Regions from separate parts of the Homo sapiens genome. Here region 1 is linked to region 2. A link is an interaction called in ENCODE POLR2A ChIA-PET data of the cell type or tissue named here. Cell type or tissue: CD4-positive, alpha-beta T cell. All regions are shown on one strand. Links, peaks and the distances in the headings refer to the core of each region. The heading gives the core; the rest is flanking DNA.

Region 1 (6,986 bases), core at 612-5,611, 150 kb after region 2:
GTTTTAAATTCAGAATTACATGTCCCTTAATGTGTCCCAAAGTTTCAGATCCCAGGTTCCTGATAAAGGGCCAGATCAGGATTTTTAGCTTCTTATAAATTGGGATAAAGCACTGTATAATATGACGAAAGGCAGAAATATATCTGAACAATGATGAAGGGTCGAATTCCATTCTGCCTCTATCTCTCTGGGGTGTGCTCTCACTTGAATGTGGGTAGATAAAGAAGATATGCAGAGGATATCCCTGAAAAAAAGATTCTGTCCCCAGAAAAGTTGGCAATCTGCTATTTTTAGTTATGCTCTTTTTCTTCTCAGTATGTATTTCAATGTCTTTTACACATGATCTTAGCCGAAAGGCCAAGAAGCAATCTCAATTTCTTTTTAAAAACTCCATAAAAATTTACATTTGACTTTAGGTTCATTAATCATTTCAAAAATACAATTCACGTGGACAAATTTCTTCAAAATTGTTACGTTATTGTCAATGTTTTGACAATGATGTGCAATTTTTTAAAAACTCAACCTCAGCTAGACTCTAGAGAATTTTACCAGCCAAAATCAAAAAGAGAACTGTAAAACAGATTTTCCTATTTAAAGAAACATAAGACAGTTTGATTCCTACCATTCTTATAGTTTCCCAAGAGTAAAATTAAATTCGGAATGAACAAAGATAAACCCCTTACCTGTTGGAAGGTGCAGTGTTATGTTGTTGCAAAAATCTGTGAAGCAGCATTCGGTTTTGGTAACATTGTTGGAACTATGACAGAAGACTTGAGCATTCAGTTCTGGAAGGGAGACACAGGATTTGATCACCTGCTCTTTTCCATTGGTTAGCATGACTGATGCCCAACATGCTCCTTCTGTTTGGCAGGTGAAGTTTGAAGAATCACACAAAAGACATACACACTTCAGTCCTGGAAAGAGTAAGGCAAAAAGATTTAAAATACAAAAGACATCATGCTACTTTATTTGATAATACCTGGGAATATAAATTCAATCTTAATGAAAATGGAAAAAGGGTTTAAATAAAAACACTTGCTAAACACATGCTAAGCAATTACTCCCTCTCCATCATATATTTCACTAAACATCCTGTCCAATTATCATTTACTTTTGCTAATATTTTTGTGATTTATTCCAGTTGCTACTATATTTAAAGCATTTGCCTCATCCATGCTCTAAATACCCCCATATTAAGTTCAACCAGCTCATTCCTAAATCAATAGCTCCTAGGAAATGCTAGGAAACAGTATCACAGCAACCAAGGGGAGCTGTCCAGCAATACTCATAGAACATTAAAGTGGGGTTATGGCAGCTGTGTAACCAAACAATTCAGTGTGTTCTGTTCATTTGCCCTCCTTCCTTTAAACTTTTAAGCAAATGTGCTAAACGCAAAGCTAACCATAGATATTTATGTCTCTAAAAAAATAGTTGTGACACTTTATATTTATTTTCTGTGACACTTTAACACAATTGTTATTGTCGTAGTTCCTTTGAGGCATTGGTGAGCCACTATATTTCCCCTCCTCACTAAAGAACGTATACTAGAATGAATCATTTGAACAGACACCATGACCTTCAGGTAATTTTCTTTAATGCACACATCTAGTCCATAAAGTAAGGCAAATCAATAATAGAATTTAGAATATCTATACCAATACAACTGTGAAAAATTACACTTTGTTAAACTAATCTGTTCACTGTCTACACCTCCCCAACATTCTCCACTTACTACACACACACACACACACACACACACACACAAACACATTCACCACTAACTCACATGTCCAAAGTGGTGCCTATTTATGTTTTGATGTAAAACATTCGTCAGCATGAAGCGCCTAGTGGTTGAGTTATTTATTCAAATTTCATTTAAATATATTGTTTCTAAATAGTATAATACTAAATAAGCTTTGTATTATTGTTTTAAAATTCTTTAAATTTCAATAGCTTTAGGAGTACAAGTTGTTTTGGGTTACATGGGTGAACTGTATAATGGTGAAGTCTCAGCTTTCAGTGTACCCATCACCCAAATGGTGTACATTGTACTCAATAGATAATTTTTCATTCCTAACCTCCCTCCCACCCTCCCCCACCTCCTGAGTCTCCAATATCCTTTACGTCTCTCTGTATGCCTTTGCATACTCATAGCTTAGCTCCCTTTTATTAGTGAAGACATGCAGTATTTTATTTTCTGTTTTCGAGTTACTTCACTTAGGATAATGGCCTCCAGTTCCATCAGAAGTCGCTGCAAGAGACTATTTCATTCTTTTTTATGGCTGAGTTGTATTCTATGATATATATGCCACACATATATACACAAATACATACACAAACACACCATATATATATATATATATATATATATATATACGTGTGTGTGTATATATATATATGTACATGCTCATACACACACACCACATTTTGTATTCATTTTTTGTATTCATTTATCGGTTGATGGGCACTTAAATTGATGCCATATCTTTGCAATTGTGAACTGTGCTGAAATAAACATACACCTGCAGGTATCTTTTTGACACCCAATTGTGGGATTGCTGGATCAAATGGTAGTTCCATATTTAGTTCTTTGAGAACTCTCCATACTGTTTTCCATAGACACTGTAATAATTTAAGTTCCCATCAGCAGGGTATAAGCATTTGCTTTTCACCATATCCACACCAAACATCTATTGTTTTTTGACTTTTTAATGGTGACTATTCTGGCTGGGGTAAGCTGGTATCACACTGTGATTTTAATTTGCATTTCCCTGCTGATTAGTGATGTTGAACATTTTTTCACATATTTGTTAGCCATTTGTATGTCTTCTTTTGAGAAGTGTTTGTTCGTGTCATTTGCCCACTTTTTAATGGGATTATTTGCTTTTCTCTTGCTGATTCTCTTGAGTTCCTTGTAGATTCTGGATATATCCTTTTTTGGATGTATACTTTGCAAATATTTTCTCCCATTCTGTAGGTTATCTGTTTATTCTGTTAATTATTTCTTTGGTTGTGCAGAGATATAGATGACACAAACAAATGGAAAAACATCCCATGCTCATAGATTGGAAGAATCAATATTGTGAAAATGACCATGCTGCTCAAAGCAATCTACAGATTCAGTGCAATTCCTATCAAAATACAACATTTTTCACAGAATTAGAAAAAATATCCTAAAATTTTTATGGAATCAAAAAAGAATCTGAATAGCCAAAGTAATCCTAAGCAAAAAGCACAAATCTGGAGGCATCACATTACCCAACTTCAAATTATACTATAAATATAGGGCTACAGTAACCAAAACGGCATGGTACTGGTATAAAAGTAGACACATAGACCAATGAAACAGATTAGAGAATCCAGAAATAAAGCTACATACTTACAACCAACTGATCTCCGACAAAGCACACAAAAACTGACACTGGGGAAAGGATACTCTATTCAATAAATGGTTCTTGGAAAAGTGGATAGCTACACATAGAAAAATGAAACTGGATCCCCCTCTCACATTATACAAAAATCAACTCAAGAGGAATTAAAGACTTAACTCAAAGCCCTAAAACCAGAAAAATTCTAGAAGAAAACCTACAAACTATTCTCAACATTCTCTAGGTAAAAAATTTATGACTAAGACCCCAAAAGCAAATGCAACAAAAACAAAAATAAATAAATGTATTATTAATGTAATGAACTTTTCGTTAAATCACAACTGCCCTCCCATAACTATCTAAATGTTCAACTTTTTACCATATAATCTTTGTTAGTAAAACTAAAGTCTTTAAATTGCTAATCACTCAAATTGGAGTTGCTTTTGTAGTACTTATAAAATATTTGATACACAAATGACAACTTTTACTTAACTTCAAATACCGATATGGGAGCAAAAATGGGTACTATTCCTATATAACTGAATATTTAAGAAAGAACAAATTCTATATCAATCATATAGAAATTATTCTCTTCTATCAATAATTTTTCTTAACTGATGAAGCATCATTTCTAGAAACATTTTTATTACTGGTATCCTAAGGGAAATACAATCCTAAAATAAAATACTGTTTTGTTATCAACATTGAACCAAGCATAACAGCTCACTTTCCTATTTATTCTAGTGGTGACCAACATTAATAAATATACTTTTTCATCAATATTTATGTGATACAGAAGAACCATATATTCTAACTTGATTGGGATTCTATAGAGCCATATAGATAAAATCTAGTGCTTTAGAACATGTTTCAAGGCACTTTCCTTGCAAAAAGAGAAGTCATATCATGGGCAAGCATTCATCTAGGTTTCTACTGACAATGAAATCTTTCTAGTATTCTCCAGTTCCAATCTTACAAATCTGATTATACTAGCTTTGTAATCTTAGGCATTACTTTGTCTCCTGTACCTCCATTTTCTTATATGAAAGGCAGGACTAATAATAATATATCTCCTCATAGTGTTGTGGAGAATAAATTAGTTAACCTATATAAAGCCCTTAGACCAATGTCTGGCACATAGGAAATACTATATAAAGACTTAGGGACTATCTCTCCTACTACCGAAGCGGGTAAAGTCAGTTGTCTTATGCAAACAAGCGAAACAATCAAAATATATTTGTAATCCATAAAGGAATAGCCAAATGAACTAGGGTGCAGAGACCATTTAAAAGGCATAATAAAGAAATGCATCTCTTTCCGCTCTGTCAAGAGTGATTTGACTGCTCTCCTTTTTTTAATGACCCAGACTAGATTCTAGACGGTCACACAGCAGGTAGTATCTGGTGATGGTCCAGCCAAAGAATTTGGGAAAAGACAAAGGTCTCAGCCCTCACTCTGTCACTAACTTGCTGATTGACTTTGGAGAAGACATTTAACCTTACAGAGCCTCAGTGTTGTCCTCTGAAAATAGAAAATGAACAGCATAGGGAAAGTGGGTCCAAAAATCTTAAACTCTTACATAACACCAATATTTTATGACCCTACTTATTTACACCTTATGGAAATCTACAATTACAAAATAGGAAAACTCATTTAATGTTAAGAAACTTGCTGCACTATGGTTATTCTTCACTTGCATATTTTAAGGGGCTAAAGGCAGGAAAAAGAGTAACTCTTCTGACACACAATCTCAAACCATTTGTCACTAGACATTTCATCAGAATCTCCTTGGACGCTCTATTTCCAAGAAAAGCTTAGCAACTGACACAACTAACTAAGGAATATGAATCCACAGAGTGAAGACAATCATAAAGCACTCAACAATTAAATATATGTTAGTTTCACATGCATTCGTCATCTCATATAATCCCACTGCAACTGTGGGAGTTAGTTGTCACTATCTCCATTTCATACATAACAAAATGAGGCTCAAAAAGACAAAGTGACTGACTTACGTAACAGTCTCTGGACTACTCAAGCAATGGTACCTTTCATGACTAAGGTGCCATAAAGAAATGGGTAGGTGAACAATTCTCCCACCCCACAAATTTCTAGCAATTGTGAATAAAATAGAATTCTAATACAGCAGAAAGAAGCTGATAACTAATTAACAATTGAAAACTAGGATTCTGATCTGTATTATTCTAATAGCCTTTAAAACACAGTTGGTATTTTTGAAACAAATTCTACCTACCTATTTTCTGAGGGGACATGCAGTCAAATAAAATTCAATATCATGTGCCTTGCATCTAAAATAAACAATCTCACCTTACAGCTTTATCTAAATTCTGTATTAAGTAAGGCTCTGAGTACATAATCTGATACTTTCTCTTTGAAGCACTACTGGCTCCTTATAAAAATGATTACATAATAGTTCTTACCAAGGATTTATGCGGATACTCACTGAATGTTTCACAAGCTATAAAAATTTATCCTGGTTAAAAGTAAAAGTTACAAATCTTAAGAATAATATAGACATAGGTGATATAGTTAAGACAGAAAGTGACACCTTACTTTAAATCTTGCACGATGAAAAACACTGGCAAAATTGAGGATTTGTTAATGATAATGGCTTCAAACATCTGCTACATGTTCCCATTTATTCCAGTTCAACTGGCAGTATGATAGGACTGACAGCGAACAAACAGCAAACTAAATAGGACCTAAGATGAATAAGTAACATACGACATACTCAGCCTCTCATATTTCATTTCCCACCAGTCCACTATATCACTGCATTTGACATATAATTCAACTATATTTATATTAATCATCCTCAACATAGAACCTTTGTGCTGCCAATTACAATATAAGTTGCCATTAGTGATTAGACATGATTTCATATTTTGTCTCTTTCAAAAAAAACTGATGTTCATTGAGTCAATTATACTACAATATTCTGTGACAGAACAAATCTGGTTGTTAGTAGGCAGTAGTCTTGTCTCATGTTTATTTTATACTTTCCCATTACAATGTATTTGAGTCCTATGGAAAGGGACAGCAAATGAGGTTGAAGAAGGAAAACAATTACCCATAATAAGGAGGTTTATTAGATTTTTCACCACAAGGAAGATTGTACTTTGCTTTTGTCTCCTCCTACCCCTTTAATTATCCCCTTTTATCCACTCTTTGCCAATTCGTCTCTAAAAGGCAAGACATCTGTTACCCACAAGACATCTGTTACCCACATCAACTAAAGGATGTGCACATTCCTAACCAACCAGAAAATAAATATTCATCCATATTTACATGTGATGGCTAGCACACCCTGGTGTCCAGAAATATAAAAACCATCTGACTACAAAAAAGAACCAAATTTGTTGATCCGCATTTATGTGCTATTCTTATTAGAAAGCCAAATATTTATTTGGCAAATATTAGGTGTTTTGAATTAGACAGTATTCTCAATATGTTGGTTACATATTACTACGTTTCCTTTGTTTGGAGTCTATATGCTAAAATTAACCAGTGCTTAACATAAACATCTGACATAAACTCTTTCTTCTTTTCCAGACATTAGTTTATTCAATTTCTCTAGTTTTAGACCAGGCTATGAAA
Region 2 (6,986 bases), core at 1,349-6,348:
AGCAGACAGCTAATAAGCAATGAAATTCTTAGGCAATTATGCTGAAACTTATAAAGACTTAAAAATTTCCTACAGCATGAGGCAATCTGCAAGTAGAGCCAAATGTTCTCAAGTGTTTCAAATAACAATTATAAAGCATTGTCATTAGGAAAAAAAGCTACAAATTGCTCATTATGTACAATATGAACTCTAGTTGCAAAACATACCAGGAGCTATCCATGAATATATGCATTCTATATACACAGATGTATAGTCTTTCGAGTGTCTCTTGAATGCCAAAGTAAATACTTAAAATCTGATACACAGTATAACAATATGATTATACAAAACACATGCAAATATATCAAGTACACATCTGTAAAATGTATTTCACTCTCTTATCTAAGACCTAGCTGATACCAACCTAGCTGATCAGTCTGGGACTTAAGGGAAGACTGAAGCAACTAAGCACAAACTGCTGAGCATATCGCAGAGGTTTTGTTATCATCTTCAATGTTTTCTTTCCTTAATAGTACTCAACACACTGAAAAACTACCCCCAAACAGCCACACACTGAATAAAAGTCATAGGCTCCATCATTCTCTAATCCTAACTTCATTTTTTCTTTGCACATAACATGACACTACCGGTGCCACTTTCTTCCTTGGAAGTCTAGAAAATGTGAAAATTGCCCACCTGAATTTCAAATCCAAATGTTTCATTATCCTGCTTCTCCACAGTAACAAGCTTTCTGTAATAAAAATGTTTAAAAAAGAAACTGCATGAAAATTAAAGTATCACATTTGGCACAGATCTATCATTAAAAATAACTGTCACAATTAAAAATAACTGACATTTATGTAAATTGTAGTATGTAAGATTCTGTGTGTGTGTCTGTGTGTGTGCGTCTGTGTGTGTGCGTAGAGAGAGAGAGAGAGAGAGAGGAAGAGAGAGGAAAAAACAGTCTGGAGAGCTATGTTCCTAAATATTTTGGGAGAGACAAAAAATAATTCAATCTCTTTACCTTTGAGACCAGGAAAAGTCACTTAAAGAACTTGATCTGGTCAAAGCAAGCTGAAAAACACAAAAGACATATAGTTATCCCAGGGTCTTCAAGATACACTGTAAAATGTTCTAAATCTCTCTCTCTCTCTCTCTCTCTCTCTCTCTCTCTCTCACACACACACACACACACACACACACACACACACACACACACACACACAACCTGTTCTTTACCACCTTCTTTGGCCCAGCTCCTGGGAAATTGTTGCATAAAGGCAGCCATTTCCATTCTCTACATTCTCTAGTGATAGCAGAGGAGAGTAGGGAGACAGGATTCTAGGCATTCCAGTTAAAAGATTGAAAGAGGTTTAGATAGTAATACAATGTGGCAAAAGAGTTAAAATAATGTGGCAAAACTCCAAAGCTTCCAAAGAGAACTTCCTCTCTGGTCTGTATTTAAAACAGCCTCTGAAAGATTAACCATAGCAATTTGTAATCACACTGAAATCCAAAGAAAAATAGCATACTTAGAATGGCATATGAAACCCAAATACTTTATAGTTTTTGGAGATGATGATGAAATGACAGTGTTTACTATAATAATTCAATACGTTACTGTTTTTAGTAGGATAAAATAATCTCTAAACAACCAACTCACACACACAATTCAGGTAAAACCAGGAACTCAAAACCTCATTTCTGCTTATGATTTATTTTTGTAATAGTTTTGGAAGACTAACGTGAAATTTCCAGCCAAGAAAGGAAAGAAACCTCAGAATAGTATCAATGGTATAAATAATATCACCTTCATTCCTCTGCACTTTTGGAAAAGATCATATAAACATAAGCTTTCAGGACACATTCTACCACTGTAAACAGAAGCAGCATCAACAAAAGGTGACAACTTATTTTTTAGGAAAATTGCAGCAGGTTTTTGTGTTTTTTTGGTCGGTTTGTTTCTTTGTTCAGGAAATGTTTATTAGCCCTATTCTCAAATGTTGCTTCAAGGGCCCAAAACATAAGCTACTAGCTAACCCATGGTTTTTAATTGTCAACCTGAAATGGTTGTCATATATAAATGAACACATAAAATATCAAGAGATCAATGCATAGTCAGTCCAGACAAAGCAAAATAAAATAAGTAAAGGATGAAAACTAGAAGGGGGAAAATATGTAGGAGATATTAATGCTTATGTGACAAGTTACACAAATGAAATGCTTATTAAGACATTCATTAGGAGTGAAGCCTACATCACTGTAGGAATTTTGAATTACCAGGTACCAAATGCCAGCATTTTCACAAATTTCCTGGAATGGACCAGTGTTAAGAATTCAGCCACCAGTCCATAAACTTAACGTAATGGAGAGGTGGTCTCTTCTTACCAATTTGCTGTAAATTAATTATATTTTCCTCTTTTGTTAGTTCTGGGCTTCAACTCACTTATATCGCAATGGAGACTGAAATAAATTGCTCAGACCCAAAAAGATTCTCTAGTCTTGCTAAAAAGTATCTCTTTTCAATTTATAAGCACTAACTGTGGAATGCCTACAAGGATTGGTATGGTTTGTTGTAACCTGATTTTGTACCTCGTATGTACCGTTACCAAGGATAGGGACTATTCATCTATGTTAGTGGGCTTCCTTGCAGAAGAGAGCCACAAACTTGATATTTCCAAGCATTCTCAGTCTCTCCCTTATATTGTACTCATATTTTCTTAATCTATTTTTATTATCTTCAGCTGCTTGTTTTCCGCCCTTAAGCCAAATTACGTAATGATAACTAGGGCTTTTTTATTCTTTTTATAAAAGTTTCTTATACCTCTATAAATAAGGGCTTATATTTTTAAGGTATTACTCTTGCTATCAGTATTCATCATATTATTCATATATCCATATAGAGAGAGCTATATATATATGTATACATATATGTATATATTTATATGAAATGCATACTGGATCAAATACTTCACATCTGTACATAATCATCTGTGTGATTTGGACCTCTTGGGGAATGTTATTTGTTTTACTTTCTGCCCCAATGCCCAACACAGGGCCTGGAATAGAATGGAAACTTAAAAATGGAGAAATAGATAAAAATAAATAAACTACTAAACGAAAATGGAAGCAACTGAGATGGTTGAAGAGCCACATTAAATATTCACGTTCAGGAGAAATATGTAAAGATAGTCTTCAACATTGTCCTTTATTAAATTCAATATCATAGGAAAAACTCAAGGATAATCACTAAAATACATAAAGTAAAATTTAAAAATCTTAAATATGTAGCAAGATTTAAAAATGAAAGAAAACAGACAACTGTATATCCATATGCAGAAGAAAGAAACTAGACCATACCTCTCACTCTATACAGAAATCAACTGAAAATAAGTAAATGGATCAAAACCTTCATGTAAAACCTGAGACAATAAAACTACTGGAATAAAACATAGGGGAAAGGCTTTAGCATATTGGATTGGGAAAAAATTTTATGAATAAGACCTTCAAAAAACAGGCAACAAAAGCAAAAATAAACTAATGGGGTTATATTAAACTAAAAAGATTCTGCACAGCAAACAATTAACAGAGTGAAAAGACTACCTGTGGAATGGAAGGAAATATTTGCAAACTACTCATTTATATATCCAGAATATATAATGAACTAAAATACCTCAACAGAAAAAAAAAAATTTAAAAATGGGCAAATGATCTGAACAGACGTTCCTCAAAGGAAGCTATACAAGACTGGGCATGGTGGCTCACACCTGTAATCCCAGCACTTTGGGAGGCCAAGGAGGGTGGATCAACTGAGCTCAGGAGTTCAAGATCAGCCTGGCCAACATGGTAAAACCCCGTCTCTACAAAAATACAAAAATTAGCCAGGCATGATGGCAGGTGCCTGTAATCCCAGATACTAGGGAAGCTGAGTTGGAAGAATCGCTTCAACCCGGGCGGCGGAGGTTGCAGTGAGCTGAGATCATGCCATTGCACTCCAGCCTGGCGACAGAGTGAGACTCCATCTCAAAAAAAAAAAGAAAAAAAAAAAAGAAAGGAAGAAAAAGAAGACATACAAATGGCTAACAAATATATGAAAAAATGCTCAATATCACTCATCATTGGGGTAATGGAAATTAAAACCACAATGAGGTATCATCTCACACCAGTTAGGATAGCTATGATCAAAATGACAATAAATAATAAATGCTGGTGAGGATAAGGAGAAAAGGGAACTTTCATACACTGTTAGTGGGAATGTAAATTAGTACAGCCACTATGGAGAACAGTATGGAGGTCCCTCAAACAACTACAAATAGAACTACCATATGATCCCGCAATCCCACTACTGGGAATTCATCCAAAGGAAAGGAAATCATTATATCGAAGAGACATCTGCACTCCCATGTTTATTACAGCACTATTCACAATAGCCAAGAGATGGCATCAGCCTAGGTGTCCAACAACAGATGAATGGATAAAGAAAATGTGGTATATATACACCATGGAATACAATTCAGCCATAAAAAAGAATGAAATCCTGTCATTCACAGCAACATGGATTGAACTGGAAGACATTATGTTAAGTGAGATAAGCCAGGAATAGAAAGTTAAACACCACATGTTCTCACTCATATGTGGAAGCTAAAAAAAGTTGATCTCATAGAAGTAAAAAGTAGAACAGAGGATACTAGAGGCTGGGAAGGGTTGGGGGAAGAAATGGATAGGGACACACTTGTTAAAGGATAAAAAATTACAGCTAGATAGGAAGAATAAGTTCTAGTGCTCTATACTGTAGGCTAACTATAGTTAACAATAGTATATCATGTACTAGTTTCAAATAGTTAGAAGGAGGATATTCAACAGTCCCAAAATGAAGAAATGATCATTGTGTGAGGGAGGTGATGGATATGCTAATTACTCTGATCTGATCACTGTACATTCCACGTATCAAAACATCACTATGTATACCATGAGTATGTATGATTATATATCAACTGAATAAGTACAAATTTTAAAAACCAAAAAATTTTAAATGAAAGAAAACAGACAAGAACAAAAAAAAAAATTCAATCCGAAACAAGAAATGCAGAAAAAGTACTAACAGAAAACAAAGATAGTAGTGCCTTAGTACATAGCTGCTAAGTGGATGAATGGTGGCAAGAATTAATAAATTATTAGTAAAATTTTGAGCCTTGTCAATTTTAAATACCCTTTTAGTATGCCGGAAATCAGTGCATCTATTAGGAACTTCAAGATTTCATCCAATCGGTCTTTTGAATCAAAAGTCATTCTGGATAGATTCAAATGTAAAATCTTTTAAACCACAGGACAGACCTGAAGCCTCTATAGATATTTCCCCCACCACTCTACTTCTAACCTTTCTATCTAGCTAATTGACTAGTTAAAGATGAAAATATTTGTCTAGCACAACATGAGAAGCATAGCAGATTTTCAGTTCCTGTGGACTGACTAATTTGGGTTATCAGCAACACCAAAAGTCAGATTAAGTCAAATTACAAATTAGTTTCCATTCGGTATTAGCTAAGAGGCTGTTTCAAGCATCTAACACTTAAACAAAAAACAATTTAAATAAATTAAGTACCGTCAAATTCTCTGACACGTGCCACGTCTTGACACAAAGCCTGCTTGTTTTTGATCCGGGCTGTCAGACTCAGGCGATGTGGAAAGGAATGTTCCCAGGGTTCGAAACTAGCTCACACACCAAACTACCTGCCTAAAGTGAAATGAAGTGTGTCTAAGGTCTTATCAAGGGTTTTGCACTTTGAAAAAAAAAAAAAGTCTTTCCTGCCCCGCTTTCCCTAGGGCGAGCAGCCTTATTCAAGGATCTGACCAGTGGGGTCTATGTTCCCCAGACAGCCCTCCAGTCAGAGCCTTTTCTAAGGGTTGTAGTGATGGCGCCAAAAATCATGAATGAGGAACTGGTGTGCAATTCACAGCATATGCTGGCAACAGCTGTCTTTTATTACACATTATCTAATATGAGAAATCTAGGTTTAGCAATTTGGCAGGCTTGCAAACTACACATTCAATTATGACTGCTGAATAGACAAAGCTTCTTAACTCCTTGCTAGCCATAATACACTGATACCTAGGGTTGGGCTTATGATCACTCTTCTGTTTTTAGTCAGATAACTTAAAAGATCAGGCATTAATATTCAAAATTTAATTTCTTCTGCTCTGCAGTGATTCTACACATTCCTCTTCAGTGGGAAACCAAGACCAAATACTTCAGCTGTCAATTTCTGAAAGACAGGAGTACTTGGCAGCTCAGCCAGATAGCCAGCTCTCCTTAGAGAAGCTCAAAGTTCAACACTTTAGCCACTTCTGGGTTACAGAGGTTACTTCCTCCTGGTCCCCACTCTATATACTCATCTCCTGAAAGTGTTGGGGAGGGTGCGGGGGAGAGGTTACTGATTCCAGAGTGAGGTTTTTTGTCACTGTTACTTGTTTCAAAGGCCCCAAAATTATGTGCTCTGCTCCCTTTCCAGTCCCCTGCCTCACTCCCCAATTCTTCCATGCAACTCCCACCCACTTTTAAATAAGGAGCATTAGGATATCAACGCTCCACAGACTATTCAAAGATGCAACAAAATAATGGAGCTGAACTTAATTTCCTGACGTTAAGTGCCCGGAGAAACCGAAATACAATACCGCCATTTCCAAGTAAGGTCTGATGGTGGGCTCACAGACTCTTCAAGAAAAATTATTGGATATTGACCATGCATGCCACAATACAGATTAAAGAATAATTTTCAAAGTCTTTTCTAGTGAAATTAGCACAGTTTTCTACCTAAAATTGTCATGAGGTGATTAAAATCCTTTGGTGTAGTTCAGGACAATTGGGAGTTACGGCACCTGATGGGTGTGCTGCCGGACACACCGTGAAAGCTCCTGCAGGGCAGAGCCCAGCCCAGCAGTGTACACATCCCAGAGCAGAGCACACATTCCCTATCTGAACTTATAGATGAAATCAGCCTGCCAGAAGT

The links. ChIA-PET counts read pairs that join two places held together with the same protein. Peaks named below come from ENCODE experiments on the same cell type or tissue, not always from the same donor. Only the 100,000 strongest peaks of a DNase experiment are listed, where the experiment ranks them.
Region 1: POLR2A ChIA-PET joins it to region 2 with 6 read pairs; 5 of 35 experiments call an interaction of 5 or more read pairs at or near these places.

What each region holds. Positions count from the first base shown.
Region 1 is chr2:157,586,504-157,593,489 of GRCh38, forward strand. It overlaps ACVR1C (activin A receptor type 1C), which reads right to left. Exons shown (of 9, transcript NM_145259.3): 2 at 684-914. Among named protein-coding and RNA genes, the nearest start is that of ACVR1C, 39 kb to the right of the region's middle. In CD4-positive, alpha-beta T cell, for the core only: no CTCF peak of the experiment used is centred there; no DNase peak of the experiment used is centred there.
Region 2 is chr2:157,433,695-157,440,680 of GRCh38, forward strand. CYTIP (cytohesin 1 interacting protein) reads right to left here. Exons shown (of 8, transcript NM_004288.5): 2 at 1,004-1,053; 3 at 676-730. Among named protein-coding and RNA genes, the nearest start is that of CYTIP, 6.9 kb to the right of the region's middle. RefSeq lists an enhancer at 5,341-5,410. In CD4-positive, alpha-beta T cell, for the core only: no CTCF peak of the experiment used is centred there; a DNase peak (open chromatin) is centred at 5,924; H3K4me3 peaks cover 5,000 bases; H3K27ac peaks cover 4,170 bases.